Regions from separate parts of the Homo sapiens genome. Here regions 1, 3 and 4 are each linked to region 2. The links are chromatin contacts, found by Hi-C or POLR2A ChIA-PET in ENCODE. All regions are on one chromosome and are shown on one strand. The core of a region is the stretch at or near the end of the contact, and the rest is flanking DNA. Distances in the headings are between cores, read along the strand shown.

What was found. A loop is a pair of places that touch in the nucleus more often than their neighbours do. ChIA-PET counts read pairs that join two places held with the same protein, here RNA polymerase II (POLR2A). Pooled maps may share reads with other maps.
Region 1: a loop to region 2 is called in a map of endothelial cell of umbilical vein, with 2.6 times the contacts of the local background. The contact joins two enhancer-like sites. A Hi-C loop is called at or near these places in 1 of 168 maps with a recorded cell type or tissue (endothelial cell of umbilical vein) and 1 of 50 pooled maps. POLR2A ChIA-PET finds 5 or more read pairs at or near these places in 3 of 52 experiments (A549, HEK293 and Panc1).
Region 3: a loop to region 2 is called in a map of PC-3, with 6 times the contacts of the local background. The contact joins two enhancer-like sites. A Hi-C loop is called at or near these places in 6 of 168 maps with a recorded cell type or tissue (DLD1, PC-3, astrocyte of the cerebellum and 3 more) and 3 of 50 pooled maps. POLR2A ChIA-PET finds 5 or more read pairs at or near these places in 3 of 52 experiments (BJ, HCT116 and activated naive CD4-positive, alpha-beta T cell).
Region 4: a loop to region 2 is called in a map of endothelial cell of umbilical vein, with 7 times the contacts of the local background. The contact joins two enhancer-like sites. A Hi-C loop is called at or near these places in 3 of 168 maps with a recorded cell type or tissue (PC-3, endothelial cell of umbilical vein and mammary epithelial cell) and 2 of 50 pooled maps. POLR2A ChIA-PET finds 5 or more read pairs at or near these places in 4 of 52 experiments (A549, H1, HCT116 and 1 more).

The regions. Positions count from the first base shown.
Region 1 is chr12:65,739,426-65,745,503 of GRCh38, reverse strand. No RefSeq gene overlaps it. Among named protein-coding and RNA genes, the nearest start is that of HMGA2, 82 kb to the left of the region's middle. RefSeq lists silencers at 249-449, 3,942-3,991 and enhancers at 2,991-3,491, 3,492-3,992. Within about 2 kb of position 4,008, at least 6 of the 41 ENCODE cell types and tissues checked have a DNase peak (open chromatin) inside an H3K27ac peak, as active enhancers do; they include endothelial cell of umbilical vein, where a contact is called at or near this core.
Region 2 is chr12:65,692,401-65,698,361 of GRCh38, reverse strand. No RefSeq gene overlaps it. Among named protein-coding and RNA genes, the nearest start is that of MSRB3-AS1, 53 kb to the right of the region's middle. Within about 2 kb of position 2,666, at least 5 of the 41 ENCODE cell types and tissues checked have a DNase peak (open chromatin) inside an H3K27ac peak, as active enhancers do; they include HCT116, PC-3, endothelial cell of umbilical vein and 1 more, where a contact is called at or near this core.
Region 3 is chr12:65,629,206-65,634,955 of GRCh38, reverse strand. The region is part of intron 1 of MSRB3-AS1 (MSRB3 antisense RNA 1); the gene reads left to right. It overlaps LOC105369806 (a long non-coding RNA gene), which reads right to left. Exons shown (of 4, transcript XR_945028.3): 3 at 5,414-5,636; 4 at 5,097-5,275. Among named protein-coding and RNA genes, the nearest start is that of MSRB3-AS1, 10 kb to the left of the region's middle. Within about 2 kb of position 3,240, at least 9 of the 41 ENCODE cell types and tissues checked have a DNase peak (open chromatin) inside an H3K27ac peak, as active enhancers do; they include HCT116, PC-3, endothelial cell of umbilical vein and 1 more, where a contact is called at or near this core.
Region 4 is chr12:65,652,499-65,658,563 of GRCh38, reverse strand. No RefSeq gene overlaps it. Among named protein-coding and RNA genes, the nearest start is that of MSRB3-AS1, 13 kb to the right of the region's middle. RefSeq lists an enhancer at 939-2,138. Within about 2 kb of position 1,548, at least 5 of the 41 ENCODE cell types and tissues checked have a DNase peak (open chromatin) inside an H3K27ac peak, as active enhancers do; they include HCT116, PC-3, endothelial cell of umbilical vein and 1 more, where a contact is called at or near this core.

The DNA of each region.
Region 1 (6,078 bases), core at 2,759-5,258, 46 kb before region 2:
TGGAGTTGTTCATTTCTCCCGGTGGGTTCGTGGTCTCGCTGGCTTCAGGAGTGAAGCTGCAGACCTTCGCAGTGAGTATTACAGCTCATAAAGGCAATGTGGACCTAAAGAGTGAGCAACAGCAAGAGTTATCGCAAAGAGCGAAAGAACAAAGCTTCCACAGTGTTGAACGGGACGCCAGCGGGTTGCCACTGCTGGCTGCCGCAGCCTGCTTTTATTCTCTTATCTGGCCCCACCCACATCCTGTTGATTGGTCCATTTTACAGAGAGCGGAGTGGTCTGTTTTGACAAGGTGCTGATTGGTGCGTTTACAGTCCCTGAGCTAGACACAAAGGTTCTCCACATCCCCACTAGATTAGCTAGATACAGAGTGTCAACACAAAGGTTCTCCAAGTCCCCACCAGAGTAGCTAGATACAGAGTGTGAATTGGTGCATTCACAAACCCTGAGCTAGACACAGGGTGCTGATTGGTGTCTTTACAAACCTTGAGCTAGATACAGAATGCTGATTGGTGTATTCACAATCCCTTAGCTAGACATAAAGATTCTCCAAGTCCCCACCAGAGTAGCTGGATACAGTGTCGATTGGTGCATTCACAAACCCTGAGCTAGACACAGGGTTCTGATTGGTGTGTTTACAAACCTTGAACTAGATACAAAGTGCTGATTGGTGTATTCACAATCCCTTAGCTAGACATAAAGGTTCTCCAAGTCCCCACCAGACTCAGGAGCCCAGCTGGCTTCACCCAGTGGATCCCGCACAGGGCCACAAGTGGAGCTGCCTGCCAATCCCGCACGGTGCGCCCACACTCCTCAGCCTTTGGGTGGTCGATGGGACTGGGCGCCGTAGGGCTGGGGGCGGCACTCGCTGGGGAGGCTCGGGCTGCACAGGAGCCCATGGAGGTGGGGGAGGCTCAGGCATGGCGGGCTGCAGGTCCTGAGTCCTGCCCCGCAGGAAGGCAGCTAAGGCCCGGCGAGAAATTGAGCACAGCAGCTGCTGGCCCAGGTGCTAAGCCCCTCACTACCCGGGGCCTGCGGGGCCAGCCAGCTGCTCCTAGTGCGGGGCCCGTGAGCCCACGCCCACCCGGAACTCGTGCTGGCCCGCAAGCACCGTGCACAGCCCCGGTTGCCCCCTGCGCCTCTCCCTCCACACCTCCCCGCAAGCTGAGGGAGCCGGCTCCGGCCTTGGCCAGCCCAGAAAGGGGCTCCCACAGTGCAGCGGCGGGCTGAAGGGCTCCTCAAGTGCAGCCAAAGTGGGAGCCCAGGCAGAGGAGGCGCCGAGAGCGAGCGAGGGCTGTGTGGACTGCCAGCATGCTGTCACCTCTCAATGCCAAGTATTGCTGGGGATGAGGGGAAAGCAGGTGGCTGACATACTGCTAAGAGAATAAACTGTTACAACCACTTGGAAGAATAGTTTGGTGATTGATATCTAGTAAAGATGAAAGTATGTAACCCTACAACCCAGCAATTTCATTTCTAGGGACAAAAGTAAGAGAAAACACTTTCATCTGCAAACAAGGGGACCACCACCACAAAGATGTCACTACATTATTTTTAGTAGAAAAAAAAAAAAAAGGCCTACTAAATGTCCCTATGGGAGAATGAATAAATACATTCTGGTATATTCATTCAATGGTATATCCCTACACGTCTCAAAATGGATGTGTCTCAAAAATGTATTGTTGGATGAAAACATTTGTCTACATTGTAGATGATCTACAGAAGGATATTAATGCTCATTGATGTCCCGCCACGGGTTACTCTGGAGGCACTTTACTGAATCCTCCATACTGCCACCAATTTTTCTAAACAGTTAATATGGTTATGCTAACTCCTTCCTTTCCTTTAAATGGGATAAAAGCTGGCTAACAGATAAAAATCTTAAGTTGCCAATTTCTAGATTTGAACAATCTGTGTCCAGTCTAGCCTTGTGTTCATAGCTCAAGACACGACAGAAAAAGTAATAAGGACAATTTAAAGTTAGAGACTTACATTAAGAGAAGCTAGCATTGTTAGCCAGGAAAACACTATGAACTTGAGATGATGTTTAATATTGGTTTTAGGGCTTCTGTGTTCTCAGATATGCAGATCTGTCTGGTTTAGCTTTGAGATTTAAATCTAACCTCTTTCTTTCAAAGGATCTGAAATGATTCTGGGATTCCTTCTTGCATCCTCCGTTTCTTTTTCTCCTTCTGTTTTCCTTCCTTCTTGGAAAGCTTTACATAACATTTTTAAGTATGATAAAGTGTTTGGAAAGCTCCATGCAAAAAGCTGGTTCATTTGAATTCAACATAATTGATTGCACAGCTACAATTTATTTGCCATGCCCTATGCTAGAATCTGCGGCCTGCGAACTAACACACCCCTATGCTCAAAAAATTCATAGTCTAGTTGAATATAGATAAATATCATTCAGTGACTATGCCCCACATCAGTGCCAAAATAGAATACTTAAACCTTCTTTAACTCTTCTAAGCAAAAGAACCTTCATAAAGTTAAGGATTATAAATAGCTGTAAAGGAATCACTCGGTTACGGCGACCACCCAGGTGGTGCCAGAAGTTGGAAGTAGCCCTCCTCCCTCAGCCCGCCATCAGTGCAGCTCAGAACGAATTGGCTTTGCAGGAACGCTGAGAGAAAAGGAAAAGCCGGCCAAATCTTCCAGGCAGAAGTAGTTCTGATCCGAGGATTAGAGCCTGTCAATTAGGGGTGTCCGAATGGGAAGGAGGAAAGGAGGCGAAGGAAATATGGCTTAAGCTCCAGGGGAGACTCATTTTCTTTAGGAGAGAGGGTCAGGCACCAGGACTAGCGCGTTCCCATTCTCCTCCGAAAGGAGTCCATCCTTATCCGGATTTCCCTTGCCATGAAAATGAGGCCCCCCTCCCGCCGGCGCGTGCTCGCTGGGCTGGTAGAAGCTCCCGGGTGGCCCGCGCGTGGCCCGGCCGCGGCGGGGGTGGCCCCGCGGTCAGCTCTGGAGTCCGCCGCCGCCGCACTAAGGACGGAGCCGGCCCCAGACGCGCCCTGGCCCGGCCTCCCCCCGCCGGGGAGCGCCCCCGGCCCACATCCAGGCTGCGTCGGGGTTTGGCAGGCCCGGCCGGAGGAGGCGCCTTTGAAGTCTCGGCTGGCCGACCGGGAGGGAGATGGATGACCGGGCAGGGGCAGGGACGCTGGGGCCCCGCCTGGTTCCCACGATCAGGCCAGCGCAAGGGGCCACCGTGCGGCGCGGGCGGGCTCCGGGGCAGAAGGGGACGAGCGTGCGCCGGCGCGACCGAGGGAGAACTGGCGGCCGCTCAACACGAAACTGGAGTGGGTGTGAGACAGGAGATGGTGGGAGTCAGAGAACAGTGTGTGTGCGACAGGGGGTGTGACAGAAGACGCAGTGTGAGTGTGAGGGGGCCGGGATGCGTGCGTGCGCCCTGCGTTAAGTGCGCGGGGGTAAAGAAGACACGGGCTGCGCGTGGGGTGGGGGTGTTGGCGGGGCGCGCGCCACAGCGACGTGGAGAGGTCTAAGCCCGGGCCGTCTGCGTGGGGTGCTGGGGTCTCTAACCCCGAGCGTGGGCGAGGGGTGGGGGCTGCTCGCCGGAACCAGCCGGGAGCACCTAACGCCCAGTCCCGCGCAGCGCCCGTCCCGGCAGCTCCGGCGGGTCTGTGGAAGGAGACTCGCGGCGGGAAGGAGATACAACTTAACTTTAGAGCGCGGCGAGAGCTATTAACTTGTCACGGGCATCCGCTCATTCTTTATTTAAAAAAAAGTCACGAGCCCAGAAACCCCCCCAAAGGAGGGAGCGCGCGGGGAGCTGCAGCCACCCCCACAGCGCTAGGGAGATTGGGGTGTGCGCCCCCGCCGCCCGGCCCCGCCCCGCCCCTGCCCTCCCCTCCCCTCCTCTCCTCTCCACTCCTCTCCCCTCCCCTCCCCTCCTCTCCTCTCCTCTCCTCTCTCCGCAGTTCCCCGCACCGCCTGGCCACGCCCCGCCGCCCGGCCACGCCCCCCCAGACTGCATGGCGTCGGCCCGTGAGCCAATGGGAAGCTCCCGGGCTCCGGCCGCCGCGGCAGGTCGCGGCAGGAAGCGGTGGGCTAGCGGTGGCCCCCAGCAAGATCGATCACCTTTCCCCCTCCGCAGCTGGGCCAGAGACCCCGAGGGGAACCGGGCCATGTTCTTCTCGCCCTGCCCTGGGCTTGGAGAAGGCTAAGGCCGGTGGTCCCGGACACCCAGGAGGTTTGCTTCTTAGCCTCTTCTCCAGACTTGCAGACACGGATAATAACTCGCCCGGTTTGAGGCCCAGAGAGAGGCTCATTAACTAGAGATTATACAATAAAGGCTCTCCTGGAGAGGAAGGTCGCCTTCCCCCTTCACCCCAAATTATTTCCGATGGGGTCATTGCATACATCTACAGGCCACATCTGTTCAAAAGGACCTATTAAAATATTTGTTGACCTAGAAGTGAGAGAAGGGAGAGGACTGGGAATGTTGGGGCTCCGGGCGCGGGCGGTGGGGCAGCCGGATGTGGTGAGCGCTGGCGCTTAAAATGCGCCCAGTGGGAGGATATGAAGGGGATGTTAAAAGTCACGCAGGTCGCCTCCTCCCCCATATTGTGTTTGAATGTTCTCCATGTTCAAGGTGGAACCTCAGGCTGCAAGGTGTTTGCTACTCTTAAACTGAGTGGTGAAGAGCCAAGATTTGAAATGGAGGAGATATTTCACAGAACGATTTTGAACTGCAGAAAGAAAAAGGTGGAGCCAGTGGTGGAAGTACAGAAAACAGATGATAAAGGATAGTTGCAAAAATGTCATCAGCATTCTTCAAACCCAACAGGCATTTCTAGAGACCTCTGCTCTCTCTTCTCTGAGTCAAAACTCAAATCTGGGCCCTTAGAGAGCTGCAAGTAAAGGTGCTTGGTTTGTGCTATGGTGAAGCCCCACAGGCTGCAAGGTTTGCTGCCTTGTTGGTGGAGGGCAGGCCCCCTCTTTTAGGTCTTTTTTTCTTTTAATTTCAAATTTGAGCTGGAAGACGGTTTATATATCCTCTTTCTTCTCACTCACCTACATCTACGTTCTGAAAATGGGAACATCGGCTACACAACAGAAGCTGCCTTGCTCCTCTTGATGAGGCGCAGTGTTTACTTGTCACTATTTTATTTTATTGGCAACTTAAAACCTCTGCCCTTGAAGGCAGTTGCTCATCCTGGAGTTTCTTTCAGAACATCTTTTTCTTTCTTTCTTTTTTTTTTTTTTTGAGACGCAGTCTCGCTGTGTCACCCAGGCCGGAGTGCAGTGGTGCGATCTCGGCTCACTGCAAGCTCCGCCTCCCAGGTTCACGCCATTCTCCTGCCTCAGCCTTCCAAGTAGCTGGGACTACAGGCGCCCACCACCACGCCCGGCTAGTTTTTTGTTTTGTTTTGTTTTGTTTTTTGTATTTTTAGTAGAGACGGGGTTTCACTGTGTTAGCCAGGATGGTCTCGATCTCCTGACCTCGTGATCCGCCCGCCTTGGCCTCCCAAAGTGCTGGGATTACAGGCGTGAGTCACCGTGCCCGGCCAAGAACATCTTTATTTAATGAAAAATGGTTGACTTGCAGCAAGTATATCTTAACAAAATTGTAATTATAAATGCATTGTATTGTAGCAAACTGATATTAAAACCAAAAAGGAACCATGTAAACAATGTTTATGACATCATAATTCTTGACTACTTGAAATTAAACTACCTACTCATTTTTAAAAATCGGTCAAAAGCTTTCCACTTTCTTTGTTTTTTGAGATTTTCTTTTTGCATTTGGTAAATTTAGAGACAGACAAAAGGGGGAAGGGGTGTTGTATCTTACTCAACAAATAATTGGGTTAATAACAAACATTCCTATAGCCTGTATGAGGCATGAGACTCTCAGTAAAAATATATCAGTGCAAAGCAGAAGTAAGTTGAAAGGTTATACAGAGAAATTCTACCATGGTGTCAAAATATATACCATAGATATATATATAACAAAATATATACCCTAACAAACTATCTCAAAAATCTATATTGTTAAACTGTTAGTAAACAAACAAACACACCAAACAATGTGGTTGACATCCTCTTTTT
Region 2 (5,961 bases), core at 1,417-3,916:
TTCTTCACTTTTTTTTCTTAGAATTTGTTCTTGAAACTTTTCCATGAAATCACAAGGTCAAGGGTGTAAACACTCTCTTTTGTTTTGTTTTGTTTTGTTTTGTTTTGTTTAGACAGAGTCTGCTCTGTTGCCCAGGCTGGAGTGTAGTGGCATGATTTAGGCTCACTGAAAGCTCTGCCTTCTGGGTTCAAACAATTCTCCCTGCCTCAGCCTCCCACATAGCTGGGATTACAGGCATGTGCCACCACACCTGGCTAATTTTTTTATTTAGTAGAGACGGGGTTTCACCATGTTGGCCAGGCTGGTCTCGAACTCCTGACCTCAAGTGATTCCCCTGCCTTGGCCTTTCAAAGTGCTGGGATTACAAGTGTGAGCCACCACGCCCGGCCTGGATATAAACATTTTTTTTCAAATTTTAATACATTAAAGCCTTTCGAGAAAGGTTGCATCCTTTCATTGAATAAGAGAATATCTTTCTCATCTATGCCTCATAGGCATTATGTTTAATTTTGCTTGCTTGATAGTCAGTACCTTTTATTTTAATTTTGCTTTAATTAGTCCTTTTAGATTACTAATGAAATTGACCTTTATTATTCCTTAATAATTTGTATTATGATTTTTCATAAAATATTAATTTGTGGTATTTATTTCTTATTATGTTTTTACACATATTAAGTGTAAAACTTATTAAGTTTTTACACTGATTATGAATCAACTACATCTTCCATTGATCTCTTTCTAATCTTGTATTAATGTCATATTATTTTAATTATCACAGCTTTATGTTTGAGTACAGTTTTAAAAGCCTTAAGTCAGCCGGGCGCAGTGGATCACGCCTGTAATCCCAGCACGTTGGGAGGCCGAGGCGGGCGGATCACAAGGTCAGGAGATCTAGACCATCCTGGCTAACATGGTGAAACCCTGTCTCTACTAAAAATACAAAAAAATTAGCCGGGTGTGGTTGCGGGCGCCTGTAGTCCCAGCTACTCAGGAGGCTGAGGCAGGAGGATGGCGTGAACCCGGGAGGTGGAGCTTGCAGTGAGCCGAGATCGTGCCACTGCACTCCAGCCTGGGCGTCAGAGTGAGACTCTGTCTCAAAAAAAAAAAAAAAAACCTTAAATCACTGAGTGCTCAAAAATAGCAAGGCATCATAGGATTCTGGGGAGAAAGCATCAAGAGAAAAAAGAATTAGTGACACCAACACAAAGATAAAATGTTGGGAAGCCTCAATAAACTTCTCCATGGCTTGCATAAACCTGGAAGTAAGATTTGAAAACCTTCTTAAATCCATTATGGATCACGATAGAGAAAGAAAGACAGATGGAGAGAAAGATAGTTTTTTCTCTATGTCCTGATCAGCTATAATGACCAGATGCCAGATGACAAGTGGATCCCATTGTATATACATTCATTGTGATTTTTTATTCACCTGCAAATCTGATCATGTCACTGCTGTTTGGAACTTTTCAGTCATCTACCATTAGATGAAGAGTAAAATCTAAATGTGATTTACAAAGCACTGAATGACTTGGATCCTGCTTGTCTATCTAGTCTTGTCTCCCTCCAAGCCTCTGCCCAGGAGAGGAGAGGACCTGGATTTCCCTTGGTCTCCATGCCCACCCCTGCTCTAGTGCCTCTGTAGCTCTGGCTGCGGCCTCACTCACCCTTTTTCCATTCTCTTGATTTTTTTTGTCCAACAAATCCCCATAGTCCTTCAAGTTTCAGTTCAAATAGAAACTTCTTAATCAAGTCATCCCAGGCTCTCCTAGGTGTTCTGTTTCATACTGTCTACATCCCTCCATCATAGACAGCAATTGTTTCATTTCAAGTGTGTGTACTCCAGAGAGGGAAGGACCAGGTTGTTTCATCTTTGAATCTCTGGCATCTAGCATGGTTCCTGGCACAGAGTCAATGATTAATAAAAGGTTTATAAATAAATAATGAGGCAAGAATTAGATCTCAGATGCAATGTAACATGTATAACCACATTTTCCCCTGCCCTGAGGAATACTCCAGGGTTAGAAAGCAAACACAACATGGCAAACATTTCCCAATATAATCTTTTACTTTCTTTTCATTTGTTCTTTGCTACTGCAAGAAGGGCATATTTGAAGATTTTTCTTCACCTATCTTCACACATCTTATTGATGTGAAATAATCATAAAGCTCTTTTTGTAGAGGAAGTATATGGCTGGGATAAACATGGCAAATCCAAAGAAGACCAGAGATATATCCCTGAACAAGCACCACAATCATCCAAAAAAGAGAACTCTCACAAATCCACCCATTCATCAAAAACACAAGTAAGACAAAAACTATCAGTACTCTCTAACCACAGAACTAAATTATAAACTTCCAGCTGCCAAGCATCACTTCAGATAATCCTCTTCTTTCTGGCCTTTCTGAAGCTTTTACACACATCTCAATTTTCGTGCTAAAAAATAAGGTATATCTGAAGTCTATAGCTGAGTATCAACCCCCACTGGCCTCAAAGTCCAGTGGTTCTGGGGAGAATCCCTGGGAAGTGGGCTAGACAGGAAGCAGAGCTACCTCTCACTTCCACAAGTTGTAATAGCCTTCTAGATCATGTCTGTGGTCAATGACTGGCCAGAACTGGCCAGCCTCCAACAGGCTTGTTTAGACTACTTGATGAGTTGACACAAGGAACGACTCTTTCCAGTGCTATTAGTGTCTGAACATTAACAAGCAATAGTGTTCAGTGAGACTATTAAAGAGAAAAGGCATTTTAATCTTTGTTTTGGAAGTGAGCCCTCCAAACAAACCCGTGGTGAGGGAGCCCTTGTGAGCCAGTTTCTGGATGGCAGCAGAGGATGGCAGGGCTTGGGCTGAGTCATCATAGGGATACTCTGCTCATAGCCAGAATAACTGGGAGGGACAGCAGGGAAGGGACACCCCCATTCCATACCCTTAGAGAAAGAAAATGCTAAGTACACCATGTGATGAATTTTCAGCACTCTGTCAGCAATACTATACATTTAAATTCCAAGCAAATGGTTTGCAAAGGACTCCCTTACCATCACTAACTGCAAAGTAAACAAATCTCAAGGAGAGAGGGTTTCTCACCTTACAAAACGTCCATTGGAATTTAGAGACTGCAGGATGGTCTGGCAGAATTTAGAATTATGGTTCTGGGAACTGGTGCGGTTCCCAGGTATGTCACTCTGTCAATGACAATCTCAATGGAAAGTGTAGAGACAGTGGCAAGAATGTGACATATGAGGCTGGATCTGTCATCAAGAGTGACCATTCCAAGCCAAAACAAAGGCAAGTGGTTCACACACAAAGAAGAAATGTGTGTTCATCATTGTTTCTCTTCTCTTGTTTTGTTTTGTTTTTGTCAACAAACATGAAAACAGATAATCATAAAACTTACAGTTTAGAAAGTTCTTAGAAATCTTTTGCTCAAAGATCCATCTCTTTTACATATTATTAAGTTGTGGTTGGGGGTGGGCGGCAGATAATGAAGGCTCCAATTGTAGTTTTCAACATATAGCAATAACTGTCTAAGTTTTTTCCCTGAGGAGTTATAAACCAGACTGAGGAAAGTTAAATCTCTCAGCATTCATGAGCATGAATCAAGAATAGTTGGTAGGGCCAACTTACCAAATCAAGTACATACTGAGTTTATGGAGTATGCAACAGTGTTTATTGTTAATCATTCTTCTGCACTGTTTGCAAAAAGCAAGAAATTTTTGAATGTTCCACAAAATCTGTTTTCTTCTAACTATTCAGCTAACTGGGTCCATCATTAATTTGATTTACATAGCAGAGGCTGAAATGAAAAGCAAAGTTTTAAGTACAGTCTATCACCCACATTTAATAAAAATGTTTTAAAATGGGAGTGAGTGACAAATAAGTAAAACTATCATATATTCAAGTTAAAGAGGAAGGGAAATTGGACCTGCCTGTCCTTTCATCCTCCCCATCTACTACTGAGAACGATATAAATAGTGGATTGTGAAAGCCCAAATAGTAATCTTATAGAGATTTCTGATCTTGGAGAACAAAAAAGAGGAAGAAATGGTTGCATCCTCAATTATATTAGTGATTACAACTGGCGACGGCAAGCCTGTTGCAAATATTTCTATTTTGACATTAGGAATAATAGAAGAGATACCTGGTGTCTGTTTTTCTATTTTCAAGATAAGGAAGTGGATATGTGATGACTTAAGGTTATCAAAAAGGTAGTCATAACTGCTTTTTGCTTTACTTATCTGTATTTCTCAGGCATTCAGATTTTAGAAAGTTGGCAATTATTAGTGTAATTACCTCTATCTTATTCCCAGTTTAAAACTAGAACTTCAAGCCACCAGCCTGCTATTTAAGTCATGTGTTTATCACTGTGGTAGGTTGAATAATAACCCCCAACAAGTGACCTGGGTCTTGATCCCTGGAACCTGTGAAAGTTACCTTGTATGATAAAAAGAACTTTGCAGATGGGATTAAGTTTAGTTTCTTGAGATGGGGAGGTTATCCTGGATTATCCTGATGGGCCCTAAATGAAATCACAAATATTCTTTTAAAAGGGAGATTTGGCTGGGGGCAGTGGTTCACATCTGTAATCCCAGTCCTTTGGGAGGCCGAGGTGGGTGGATCTTCTGAGGTCAGGAGTTTGAGACCAGCCTGGCCAACATGGTAAAACGCTGTCTCTACTAAAAATACAAAAAATATACCAAAAATTAGCCTGGCGTGGTGGTGCATGCCTGTAATTCCAGCTGCTAGGGAGGCTGAGGCAGAAGAATTGATTGAACCTGGGAGGCGGAGTTTGCAGTGATCTAAGATTGTGCCACTGCACCCCAGCCTGGGTGACAGAGCAAGACTCTATCAAAACAAATAAATAAATAGAGGGAGATTTGACGAGAGACAGAAGAAAAGGCAATGAAACAAGATGCTACGCTGTTGGCTCTGAAGATGGAGGAAAAGTTCATGAGCCAAGGGAAGCAAGGAGAGCAACTCCAGCAGCTGGAACAGGCAGGCAGACGGTTCTTCCCTCCAGCCTCCAGAAGGTATGCAGTCCTGCTGACATCGTGGCTTAAACCTGGTCAAAGTATTTTGGACTTCTGGCCTCCAGAACTGTACAAAAATAAATTTCTGATGTTTTAAGTGACCCGATTTGTGAGAATTTGTTACAGCAGCCACAGGAAACTAATATAATTAGCTTTCTTTTAACTGGCTTGGTATCACTCATAAAATTAAGTTTTCTTTTTTTCTTAGAGATATGCAAGTGTGAGAAATCTGGACTTCATAAGAAGTTATGTCATAATGCAGCACATTAAATTGAGGCACTCTGTTCCTTTTAAATCAGTCATATTGGGAAGGATACTTTGGCTCAACTATTTTTTGGCTGGCAATTTGTAGCTTGTATCATATAAATCAAAGAGGATATATGATATAGTTTGGATGTGTGTCCCCACCCAAATCTCATAATGAAATGTAACTCCCAGTGTTGGAGGTGGGACATGGTGGGAGATGATGTGATCATAAGGGAGATCCCTCATGAATGGTTTAGCACCACCCACCTTGGTACTGTCTTTGTCTAGTGAGTGAGTTCTGTGAGATCTGGTTGTTTAGAAGTGTGTAGCACCTCCTCGGTCTTGATCTTGCTCTTGCTCTTGCTCCTGCCTCCATCATGCGAGACACCTGCTCTCCCCTTGCTTTCCACCATGATTGGAAGCTTCTGAGGCCTCTCCAGAAGCAGATGCCACTATGCTTCCTATACAACCTGCAGAACCGTAAGCCAATTAAACCTCTTTTCTTTATAATTACCCAGTCTCAGATATTTCCTTATAGCCCTGTGAGAATGGAGTAGTGCAATATATTTAAAAGATTAGTATATTCTTGACAAAATTTTTATTACTCAATATTTAAAGTTTGCCAGTTTGGAGACTGGGCAGTGGCTCACACCTATAATCCCAGCACTTTGTGAAGCTGAGGTGGTCA
Region 3 (5,750 bases), core at 1,991-4,490, 64 kb after region 2:
GTAAATACACAAAGTTCCTAGGATGTGATACACATTTGATAAGTATTAGTCATTATTTTTATTAAGCCACGTTATACTTTTGGAGCTTTAAGTTCGTGTTGATTAACAACTTGGAAGTAGCCAGTGCAGCTATTCAGGACTCAGCCATGTCTCCAGAGTCCAAACTCTCAAACACTGGGCTCCACCACCTCCTTTTTCCCTTTTTCCAACTCATTCAAATAACCCTCCCCCTCTAGAAAGCTTTGGCCACTCATTTGTGTTCCTAATATACCCTTTGAATATTCTGTGGTGTATAGCAGAGTGCTACACTCATATAGATAGTCCCTTACCTTCAGATAAGACTTCTAATTATTATGAAATAATCTCCATCTTTGTTTCAATTGTATTAACAATTGAGAATAGACCTGTGCTAGTGACATAATTTTCCCATTTCCTACTTGTATTGGGGACTGCCAAGACCATCCCCAGGGTCAATAATTAGCGAGGAAGACTTACAGAACTCAGCACAGAGTCCTAGTCAGGGCTAAGAGTTATTATAGCAAAAGGATACAAAGCAAAATCAGCAAAAGGAAAAGGTGCATGGGGCAAAATCTGGATGAAACGAGACATAAGCTTCCAAGAGTCCTCTCCCATCGGAGTCACACAGGATGCGATAAATTCCTGCAGCAACAAGTTCTGACAACAGGTATGAAATGTTGTTCACCAGGGAAGCTCATTAGAGATTCAGTGCCCAGTGCTTTTACTGGGGGCTGATTACACAGGCACTCTCTGCCTAGCATGTAATAAAATTCCAGACTGGGGATTCCTTTCCTTATTCCTTTTGGGAATCATGAAAGCAGGTGTCCAGCATGAACCACATTGCTTGTACAAACAGTTTAAGCACAGTGAGCCCTCTTATCACTTCTGGGGATAATGAAAACCCTCCTGTGATGGTTAATTTTATGTATTCACTTGGAGGGGGGTTTGGGATGAGATTAACATTTAAATCAGTGAATTTTGAATAAGGAGACTGCCCTCCAATATGTGGATTGGCCTCCTTCAATCAGTTGAAGGCCTGAATAGAACAAAAATACTGGCATCCCGGAACAAAAGAGAATTCTTAGCAGGCCACCTGTGGACTGAATTGGCTCTCCTGGGTCTCTACCTGCCAGTCTTTATTTTTATTTTTTATTTTTTATTTTATTCATTTATTTATTTCTTGACACAGTCTCACTCTGTTGCCCAGCCTGGAGTACAGTGGTGTGATCCCGGCTCACTGCAACCTCTGCCTCCCAGTTTCAAGCAATTCTCATGCCTCAGCCTCCCGAGTAGCTGGGACTATAGGCGTGAACCACCATGCCCAGATAGTTTTTGTATTTTTAGTAGAGATGGGATTTCACCATGCTGGCCAGGCTGGCCTTGAACTCCTGGCCTCAAGCGATCTGCCCACCTCGGCCTCCCAAAGTGCTGGGATTACAGACATGAGCCACCACATCTGACCACCCCAGCCTTTACACTGGAAATGCACTATCTACTCTTCTAGATCTCAAGCCTGTCAGCCCACCCTGTGTATTTTGGACTTATCATCATTGGCTTATAATCATGTGAGCCAAATCCTTATAATAAGTCTCTCTCTCTTTTGTATATGTATATACACATATATGTGTATATGTGTATATACATATATGTGTGTATGTGTATACACATATATATACACAAATATACACATATATTTACAAATGTATATAAATATACATTTGTATATTTGAATACACACATATACACATATATACATTTGTATATTTGTGTACACATATATATACATATATGTGAGTATATGTATATGTGTATACAAATATGCACATATATTTGTATATGTATATGTATATACACATATACATATCCTATTGGTTTTGTTTCTCTGGGGAACCCTAACTAATACGCCCCTCAAAATCCAAGTTGCTAGATGCCAGTCAAGGATCAACCTTGCAAGCAGGTCTTCCTAAGGCTAGCAGTCTCTGGCCTACTTTGTTAACCTTTTCTGTACACTACTAATTTTTATAGCAGTAGAAGCCATATGACAATAATGCCATGGAGCAGCAGAGCCTGTGAATAATCAAAAACTATGAGGTGGAGAGAAAGTCAGTAGAGAGAAGTTGGCTGGTAGTGACAGAAAAGTAAAAGCAACAGGCCCAGAGCCCTGGAGTGAAGGCTGCATTGTAAGAGGGGAGCATCCAAGGAGGAACAAGGGGAAGTCTGTGGCAGGGGAGAAGTTTGGGCAAGTCACTAGATGCTCCTTTACCCCACAAGACCTGACCATGTAATTGTGGTTGTGGTAGATTAAAGGTGTCTGGAAATTCTTTGCCACTCTTTACATAATGATATGGGATCTGTTTCCCCTCTCCTTGAATCTGGGTTGGCCTATGACTTGCTGTAACCAACAGAATGCTGCAGAAGTGACACTGTGGCTGTTTGAGACATGAACCTTAAGAAAACCTGGCAGTTTCTGCTTTTGTACTCTTGGGAGCCCGGGGTCCCCAGGTAATGGTAGTCGGCTGCACTGCTGGAGAAACCACTGAGAGAGAGTGAGAGAGAGGGAGGGAGAGACGTCGGACCAGCCCCAGCTGTTTCAGCCATCCCAGCTGTGGTGACATGCATGGGAATGAAGTCATTCTGTATTATTTGAGAGTTAGCCTAGTTGAGACTCTACATAATGCCACCTGCATGAGTGATTCCACGCAAGACCAGCAGCAGCATTGCTGCTGAGCTCCACCAAGATTACAGATTTCATGAACAAATAATAAAATGTTGTGGCTTTAAATCACAGACTTTTGGGGTGGCTTCTTTCCTAGCAATAGATAACTAATATGGTGAAGCAGCCGGAACTATCTGAGGACAGTGGCTTCATTGTAATAGTGAAGCACAGGAGTAGAAAGCAAGAGATGTCTGTAGCCGGGGCAGCAGGATGACTCTGTGACAGTCGACACAATATTTTATTTTCCTTCCAGTTTCCACTGTTTCACAATACTGACATGTGTCACTTTACAAAGAAAACAATCTGTACCCTTCTGAATTAGGCTTTACACTAGAATCTTTTCCAGACCTTCCCAACCCTCAAACCGAAGTTTGTGAACAGTGGAATGAGTTCCCACACACAATGAGTCATGTTTGTCTTCTGAGTGCCGATTGCCTTAGTGGAGACCTTAGATCATCAAATCGCATGCCCTGAAGCTTGTTTCTTCATGCAGGGAGCCAAAATCCATTGTATAACCTCATCTCCGGCAAAGATTCTCAACATGCGCCTGACTATGTATGTGCAAGATGCCAAATCAGTGAGTCCAAAAATGTAACAATTATCCCTGAAACCAGTCTGACCAATTTTATGGACAGAATTAATGGGTCATTTTGTGGTAGCAGAAACTGGACCTATGACCAATTGTTTCTAATATTTTTATGTATCTTTTATGGATGAGGAAACCAAGGGCAGGGGTGAGGGGAGAGAGAGAGCGCTCATGAATTATCAGAGCCATTGAACAAGTCAATATCGAAGGCAGGGACATCACCCATGGCTCCCAAATCTCCTTCAGGGCTTTCTCCACTATTGGCAGCATTAGTTTTCATTGGATGTATGTATATTGCTCTGCTGGAGAGGGCATAGTTACAGCCCTGCTTTTTTGTGTTTTTTTTTTTTTAACCTTAAGTAAAACATTTTTCTCCTTTGTGATATCACAGTTTTACCCCGGACACTTGGTTAGTTTCTTATGGGCAGTCTCAGTCATCTCTTTAAAAAAAAAATTCAGAAGTAAGCTCCCAAAAGATCATGTGTTGAGAAAGAACATTTAAACCTAGCCAGTAGGGTGGGAGGGAAGGAAGGGGAGAGTGTGGAGAGGCTCTCCCTGCTGATAATCTTGGAAGAAAGAATTACCTGACTTAGAAATGTGATATTTTTCTAGGCCACCTCGTTTCTTCTGATTAAAAATAACCACTTTCCATTATGTACATATAAGAGAAAAATGAATGAAAACATAGCTAGGAAGTAGCCTAGAATGATAAATCAGGGAGAGTATAATCTACACGTGCATATTCAGTCAGTAAACACTCAGTATTTATAGCATATGGAGAACTCATTCATTCATTCATTCATTCACTCACGTATCACCTGTCCATTGATCTGTTTACTTAACAAACATTGACTGAACACCTACTACAGGCAATGTCCTACAGAGACACGTAAGGTAAAGACCATATTTCCTGCTCTCCAGGGATTGCTTTTATAGTCTCATAAAGGAGATAAGACAAGACAAGAACACAAAGAACTATGATCAAGGTAATAAATGAGTAAGCACCATAGGAGAGAAAAATAAAGTGAGATGAAAGTTCAGAAAAGGGAGACATCATTTCTGGCCAAAGGAAATATAGAGTAGAAAGATTTCTTAAAAGTATAATCTATCACCCTGCAACTCCTAGTTTAAAAGCCTCACATAGTTATTAGCTCTGTGACCTTGGGCAAATCATAAATTTTCTGCTTCTTAGTTTGCTTATCTTTTAAAAGAAAGGGTTGGACTAAATGATCTTGAAGGTCCTTTCCGCTCTAAAGTACTGGGATACATAATTTTTCATGCGAAGACCCAGCTAAATATGTGACAAACTATTCTTTATACAACTAGAGTAACTCTTTAAACCTAAATAAGATCATGTTACCCATGGCTTAAAAACCTTTCATGGCTACATTTCAAAGAAAACCCAGACTTTTCAGATGGCCCTCAAGGTCCCGCAGCATCTGGCCCCACGCTCTCCAACCTCATCTTCCCATGTCCTCCTCTTACCCCGCTCTCTCCAACCTCATCCTCCCCATGTCCTCCTCCTACTGCTGCTCTTGCACTGCCAGGTCTTCTTTGCCACTCCCCTGAATGCACTGGTTAGGATCTTCACACAGGCTGTTTCCTCCGCAAGAAACGCTTTTCCTCTTCTCTTAAAAAAAATACATGTATGTGTGCGTGTGTGTGTGCATGTGTATGTGTGAGTAAAATTTTTATAAAAGGAATAAAAAATACAGTTTTAAAAAGTCAGATGATACTACCACAGGATTATAACCCAAACCCATAAGGTTGGCGCACCCGGAAGGAGAAGAAATCTTATGTTTCAATATCTACACTTGTGCTCAGACCCTTTTCTTTTGCACCTCCACTTCTTCTGGGGCCGGCATCCTGGTTGTGGAGCCACTCCAGTTCAACTTCTCCACAGAATAGTAAGATTCTGGCATCCTGGCAGGGTGAGGAGGAACACTTGCCTGGACCTGGGTAGAGGAGAGGGAAGAGAGGGTCCAGGGGTTTAAATGTGCTTTATACTGACTTTCAAACCATTCTCCTCATTCCTCCCCAGAACTCCACCCTTATCTTCCACAGACCAGGCACCATCAATGGCTGAGACTTACTAGGGGGGTTAGATGCTGTGACTTGGCTCCTTTGACATTGGCATCCAGTTTGCTCACACTTGGTATACAGCATTCTTACTTTTGCTCACTCCTCCTTCCACTTTTTATCTTCCAAAAATATGTTCACTCTTTGCAGTCACAATTCTCTCTCTCATCACCTGTTGTCTTTGTCCTTCTGAGTTTCTATCTCATTAGTTCCTTTTATACTCAATTTTAGAAAGGTCTGTGGAAAGGTTAAGAAAGAATGTCTTGTGTCTTCCATGTTTAACTGAAATGCCTCTTCCTTTATCTCATTTTAAAGCTTTTCATTCTTTTAGTATCAGCTTAAATTTGCTAT
Region 4 (6,065 bases), core at 299-2,798, 39 kb after region 2:
GAATAGACTGCAAGGGCCAGGGAGCAGCAGGTAGACAGGTTAGGAGCCTATTATACTAATCCAGGAGTAAGATGGTGGTAGCTTTGATTAGAGTGGTAGTGGTGGAGGTGGGAAGAAGGGATCTGATTCTTTGTAGATTTTAAAGTTAAAACCAAGGGCATGTGCTGATGGACTGAATGTGAAATATATATATATAAATGTATATGTGTGTATATATGTATATATGTGTGTATATATGTATATACGTATATATACACATATATATATACATATATATACACATATATATACACACACACACATAGGAGTCACCATTACATCAAAGTTTCAGATGTAAGCAATTGAAAGTGGAGTTGCTACTAACAAAAATGGAGAAGACTGAAGGTAAGCCAAGTTTCAGGGAAGGTCTCCCATTCAGATTGGGTTATAGTATGTTGAATAGCTCTGCTAAACATCCAAATAGAGGTGTTGCATAGACTGTTGAATATTCAAGTCTAGAGTTCAGAGATGCCTGGGCTGGAGATATAAATTTGAGTGTCATCCTGAAATTGGTTGTGATTGCAAGGAAGTGTGTGTTTCCAGAGAAAAGAGGAGAACCAAGGATTCTGCCTTTGGGGTGGTGATGGGGGTTGGGCTCCAACATTAAGAGTCTGATTGCCAGGACTCTAAACCACAGTCCAGGATTCATTGCCAGGTCCTATTAGTTCTAGCTCTATGCCCACTGATCTTGCTTTCATTCTGGCTGTACCCCATCTGCCTCTTGGATGACGATGATAGGCTCCTAACTGGTCTGCCTTCCACATCTTACTTTGCCCTCATCTAATTTCTCCTCAACTCTGGTGCAAAAGGTCTCATTTCACCCCTCTGTGGAAACAATTCAGGGCTCCTCCTGGATCTCAGGATAAAGCCCAAACTCTGTAGCTTGGCACACAGGTTCTTTAAGATCTAGCTCTTGACTGCTCTTTCCAATCTTATCCCTTATACTCTCCCTACAAATTCCCATAATCTGAACTTCAGTCACACTGGGCTATCTAAATAAGTACCACTATCTCCATAAGTGGAATACAAGGTAGACATCCTGTAAGTATTTGTTGAATAAATAAATAAATAAATAAATGTTCACTTTTAGAATGCTGAAATTGAGGTCAGTGGCATGTCTTTAATCTGGAAAAAACAAACCCATATGTTTATTGTATCCCTACTTAGACCAAAAAAGGGGCACTGTAGGTCTCTAAAAATAGGAGTTGCAAACTAGTCTAGACCAGTTTAATTATAATTCTGCAAAAAGCTGGGAAGAGGTGACTTCAGAAATGTACATTTCAAAGCACTGGTTACATGTTTCCGGTGTTACTCGCTCCATATTAAAACTCTGAGCAGCTGGGTGCCACATTACTGAATTTTAAAAGCTGCACTTCGGTGATCCATAGCAAAAGAGCCTATGAGTCAGGTGATGATCCATTCATCAGTCATAGGAAACATGAGGCACTGAAAATTTAATACAAAACCCCAAACCCACAAAAACTATCCACAGTTTCCTAACACAGGGGATGTGACTCATATCTCAGCAGGGGTACACATACCTTATTATAGTCACAAAAGAAAATGTTTCTCAAACAAAATTTTCCCCCCAACATCATTTGCACAGGGCAGTAATTTGGTGAAAATCTTTTGAAACTTACAAAGTAATTTATTTCTTTGTGGTTGGCCCATATTGCTATGCTTGGTTCTTACCACAATGACTCTTAATTTAGGGAACAAAATGATGGCAATTAATCCTTTAACTATATTCAGCTGAATCCAGAGTCAAATTGAGAAGGGATGGAAAGAAAAAGCCCTTGGTTGACCTAACCTCTGGACCTCCCAGAAAGTGCTCCCACACTCTAGGGATGCCCCCACCAATACCCAGAGAGAAGAGGTCCTGAGCCGGCCATCCCAGTCTCAAGTGGATTCCCATTAATGCACTGCTTTTCTTGATGATAGATAGGGAGGAGGAGAAAAGGAAGGGGTGTTGCTAATAGAGAGACATCACAAAATACATGTTTAGTACTAATCTGAATGTATAGGAGAGAACTTTTTCTTAAATACATCTTTAAAGTTGCGGTGCAGATTTGATGATTTTGTTCATAAAGGACAAGAGAAATAAATGAGTGAGTAGCATAGAGACCTCACTTACATGTCCACTCAGTTATTCAGCAATAATTAATTACATGTCTATTATGTGCCAGAGATTTCATAACAAATGGACTAGAACATGAGCCATGCCCTAGAGAAATCTCCTATCTAGTGTACATGAGACAGCCCTATAATCAAGAAATTATAGTGATATGATAGAATATTCATGCAGGAGCCTTACAAAAACATACAGTGTAAAAGTATCTAACTCTGCCCAAAGGTTAGGAGGGTCCAATCTGTAGGCAATTTTTGTAAGTTGAGTCTTGCAGCATAAATCTTGAGTTGTCTTAGAATACAAAACAGAGAAAGGAATTCGAGGCAGGGAGAACAATATATGCAAAAGTCGGGAGATAAAATGGCATAAATTGAATTCCACATACCAGATTCAGGGGTTTCAGAATATATTTGATACTGACTTCTTTTGACTGAACATTCTTTGAAGGTGTTTTGAGGCTGAGGTTATGAAAACAAACCTTCAAATGGGAACAGTAACATTAATGCATTTTTGTAAAAAAATGTTTTCTGAAGCAATTTTTCTTAAATCTTGATTGGTTTCTTGAACAGTTTAACAATTTCCAGTTTTTCCTTTTAAAATTTTATTTAAATTTTCATTGGGATCAATTCTTTCTTCTCTGGGTAAACATTTACAAAATTTGATTCATCAGTCAGTTTTCTGATCCTAATGATTCACAGATTGCAGTTTTTGCTAGTAAGAGTTGTGTGAGGGGAAAGTGGGAACAATTATTTCAATAAATTCAATATCCCAGGGACAAATTTTATAATTCTAAGTCTTACGGAGTATCACTTTAACTGTTGTTGATTTTAATTTGTGGTATTTCTTTTAATAATATTCATTAAAATTGAGTAAAAGATAGATAGCCATTTTTTAGTTAATCAGCCAGTCAGACTGAGAGAAGTTCTCTTGAATAGTCCGGAATTGCACTGTTATATTTTTCTTCTAGTTTTTTGATAAGCCTGTGTTCACTAACTGTCTTTGCTACTGCAATAGCAAATGATAAATGTTGTAAACAAAATGTCCTGCTTCAGATAGAGCCCATCCACGATGAGTCACATCCCTGCTTCTACCTATCAGATTAACCCCACAGACCAACTACAAAACACCAGTGTGCTTTTTGGAAATGCTAGGATCTCCCAGAACGTAGTCACTCAATTAAACAGCGTATACTGCTAGCAAAAGGATTCTTTAAGACCATATCAGTGACGATTTAGTCTTGAACTCGGCATTTCATTCTTCCTTGGTTCTCTGGATTCCATCCGTAAGCTCCAGGTGCCATTTGAATCAGTACCTTTCTGTGTTGAATGTATCTGTGTCAAGTTCAATTCTTCCTTATCATCTGCTTTGTTCAGGCTGTTTTCGTTGATTGATTTCTTAGGCCTCAACGTTTCCAGCTGTACTACTTTTCTGTACAATTTATGCTCCTCGGAAGTTATACAGAATTTATGATTTTTAAAACCTGAGATATATCTGCTTTTTATTTTCTCATCATTTCAACAATTATCACCTTTGTATATGATTAAATCTTCATAAACAGGGTCTTCTAACATCAAGCACCCTGATTAGTTATTTAGTCATTTCAAAAGGTTTTTAGTCAAGTATCCTTCTTTAATATGTATTGGTAACTCCTAAAACAGAGATTCAACATGTTAGGATTTTTGTAGGATGGGATATATTTGTACTTCTTTTTACTAGAGAATCAGGTCTAGTGTTTGAAGTCCAGTTCATTATATTTGCAGGCCAGGCGCAGTGGCTCACGCCTATAATCCCAGCACTTTGAGAGGCCAAGGTGGGCAGACAGCTTGAGCCCAAGAGTTTGAGACCAGCCCGAGCAACACAGCAAAACCTCATCTCTACAAAAAACACAAAAATTGGCCGGGCATGGTGGGGCATGCCTGTAGTGCCAGCTAGTTGGGAGAGTGAGGTGGGGAAGATCGCCAGAGCCTGGGAGGTTGAAGCTACAGTGAACTGTGATCACACTCCTGCACGCCAGATTGAGCAACACAGTGAGACCCTGTCTCAAACAAACAAACAATCCTCACCTGCAAATTATTTTCAGTTACAATCCTTGACATAAGTATATTCTCATGCCTCTATGTCAGTGTCATACAAGGAGAATCCATTAGGATTTTTCCCCTGATTAAATTTCAAGGTAAGTCTTGCCATCTCTTGCTTTTTCAGATATTGCTGCTTTCTTGCACACCCCATGCAAAGTATGATTGTCTTGAGACTGCTGGCCTCTGATTCAGAAAGAGTTCAGAGTTTACAGTTAATTAACCTGACAAAAGCACCTCGTACAACTTCCTTTTCACAAAACAACTCGAACTTCCATCTTCAAAGCATTAGACTTTATCTAAACGGTCTCAAAATCCTTAGGAAGGAAAAAGGAGAAAAGAAACTAGTTGATACTTCTCCAAATAACCCTGCATGGCCATATCTACAGTCTTTTAAAAGCATTTCCTAATCAAAGAGCTAGAGGCTTGCTCAGAGTCTTTAATATTGATTAGAAATTTAAATATTGAGATTTTTCAGAATATCCTTACAGTTTGAATTGGCACCTGGATTTTCAGTGTTGTGTGCTCTGATTTTGCCATGGGTGGAGGGGATTCTCAATGATTATTCTCCTGCATACACACATCAGGAGTTTCTGCAATGATGATCTTAGCATTATATAGACATTCACAACCACCACCACCCCAATTGTGTATGTGTGTGTGTGTTGGAAGAGGGAGTATGGTGTATTGGAGAGAAACAGAGATGGTTTTTATAGTCACCTGTTTTGTGTTGTGTTGCGACTGGCTGAGCCAGTAACTTGGCTGTCTACAATTCATCTTTTATCTGCAAGGCTCTGTAGTGCAACAACAAGAATATTTGCAGTTCATGTGCATATGACTTTGAGTGGGGGAAGGCGTAGCATGCAGTCACCATTTATAGCATTAGCAGTTATACTCTACAAGTGATTGCAGCATACAATGAAATAGCATTTTGATGATAACTCAATTTCCATTGATTGTTGAAGATTCAGTGATTATCTGACTCCAGTGAAACAAGAAATACTTCTATCTAAAGTCAGTTTAGTCAAGTTGTCTGCAACTTGACTGCAACAGACATTTAACAGTCCACTTAACAGCAGCAATTTCTGAACAAAGATATTTTTCAAAGGAGAAAAGGAGCAAACTGCTTATTGCAGGCTCAGGCAAAGGCCAGTTATTTTGTTTTTTAAAATATACTTTTAATTTTAGAATAATTTTACAGAAAAATTTATAGAAAAAATTGCAAAGGCAGTACAAGTAGTTTCCATATGCCCCACACCATTTCCCCTATTGTTAAAATCTTACAATAGTGCCATACATTTGTCCCAATTAATTAAACAAAACATATGCATTATTATTACTTAAAGTCCATACTTTTTTCAGCATTCCTCAGTTTTCCCCTAATATCCTTTTTCTTGTCCAGGATGCTATCCGGTATACCACATTACATATAATTGATAAGAAGACTTTTTCCCCATCTGGCTTTTGGACTTGTGTGAGTTGTTGTTACTATCTTATGACCATAAGGAAAAGAACCTGGCACCAAAGTCGACATGCTGAGAACGGCAGGAAAGAATCTAGGTTTTAATATGCTGTAGATCTCTGGGCCCACCAACAGTGGAATCAACCTTTCTCTGGACATCTTGATATGTGAACAATAAACCTCTAATTTAAAAATTATTTGAATTACTTGCAACCAAGACCATCCTAGTATGTTAGTATATAAAGATAACAATGATTAACTAAATGCATCTTCAGAAAGTACAGTTAAGTGCTATTGTGAAAAGGGCACTGGAATCGGAGTCAGGGCAGGTATGTTTGAGCTTGCACAACTACAACTACCT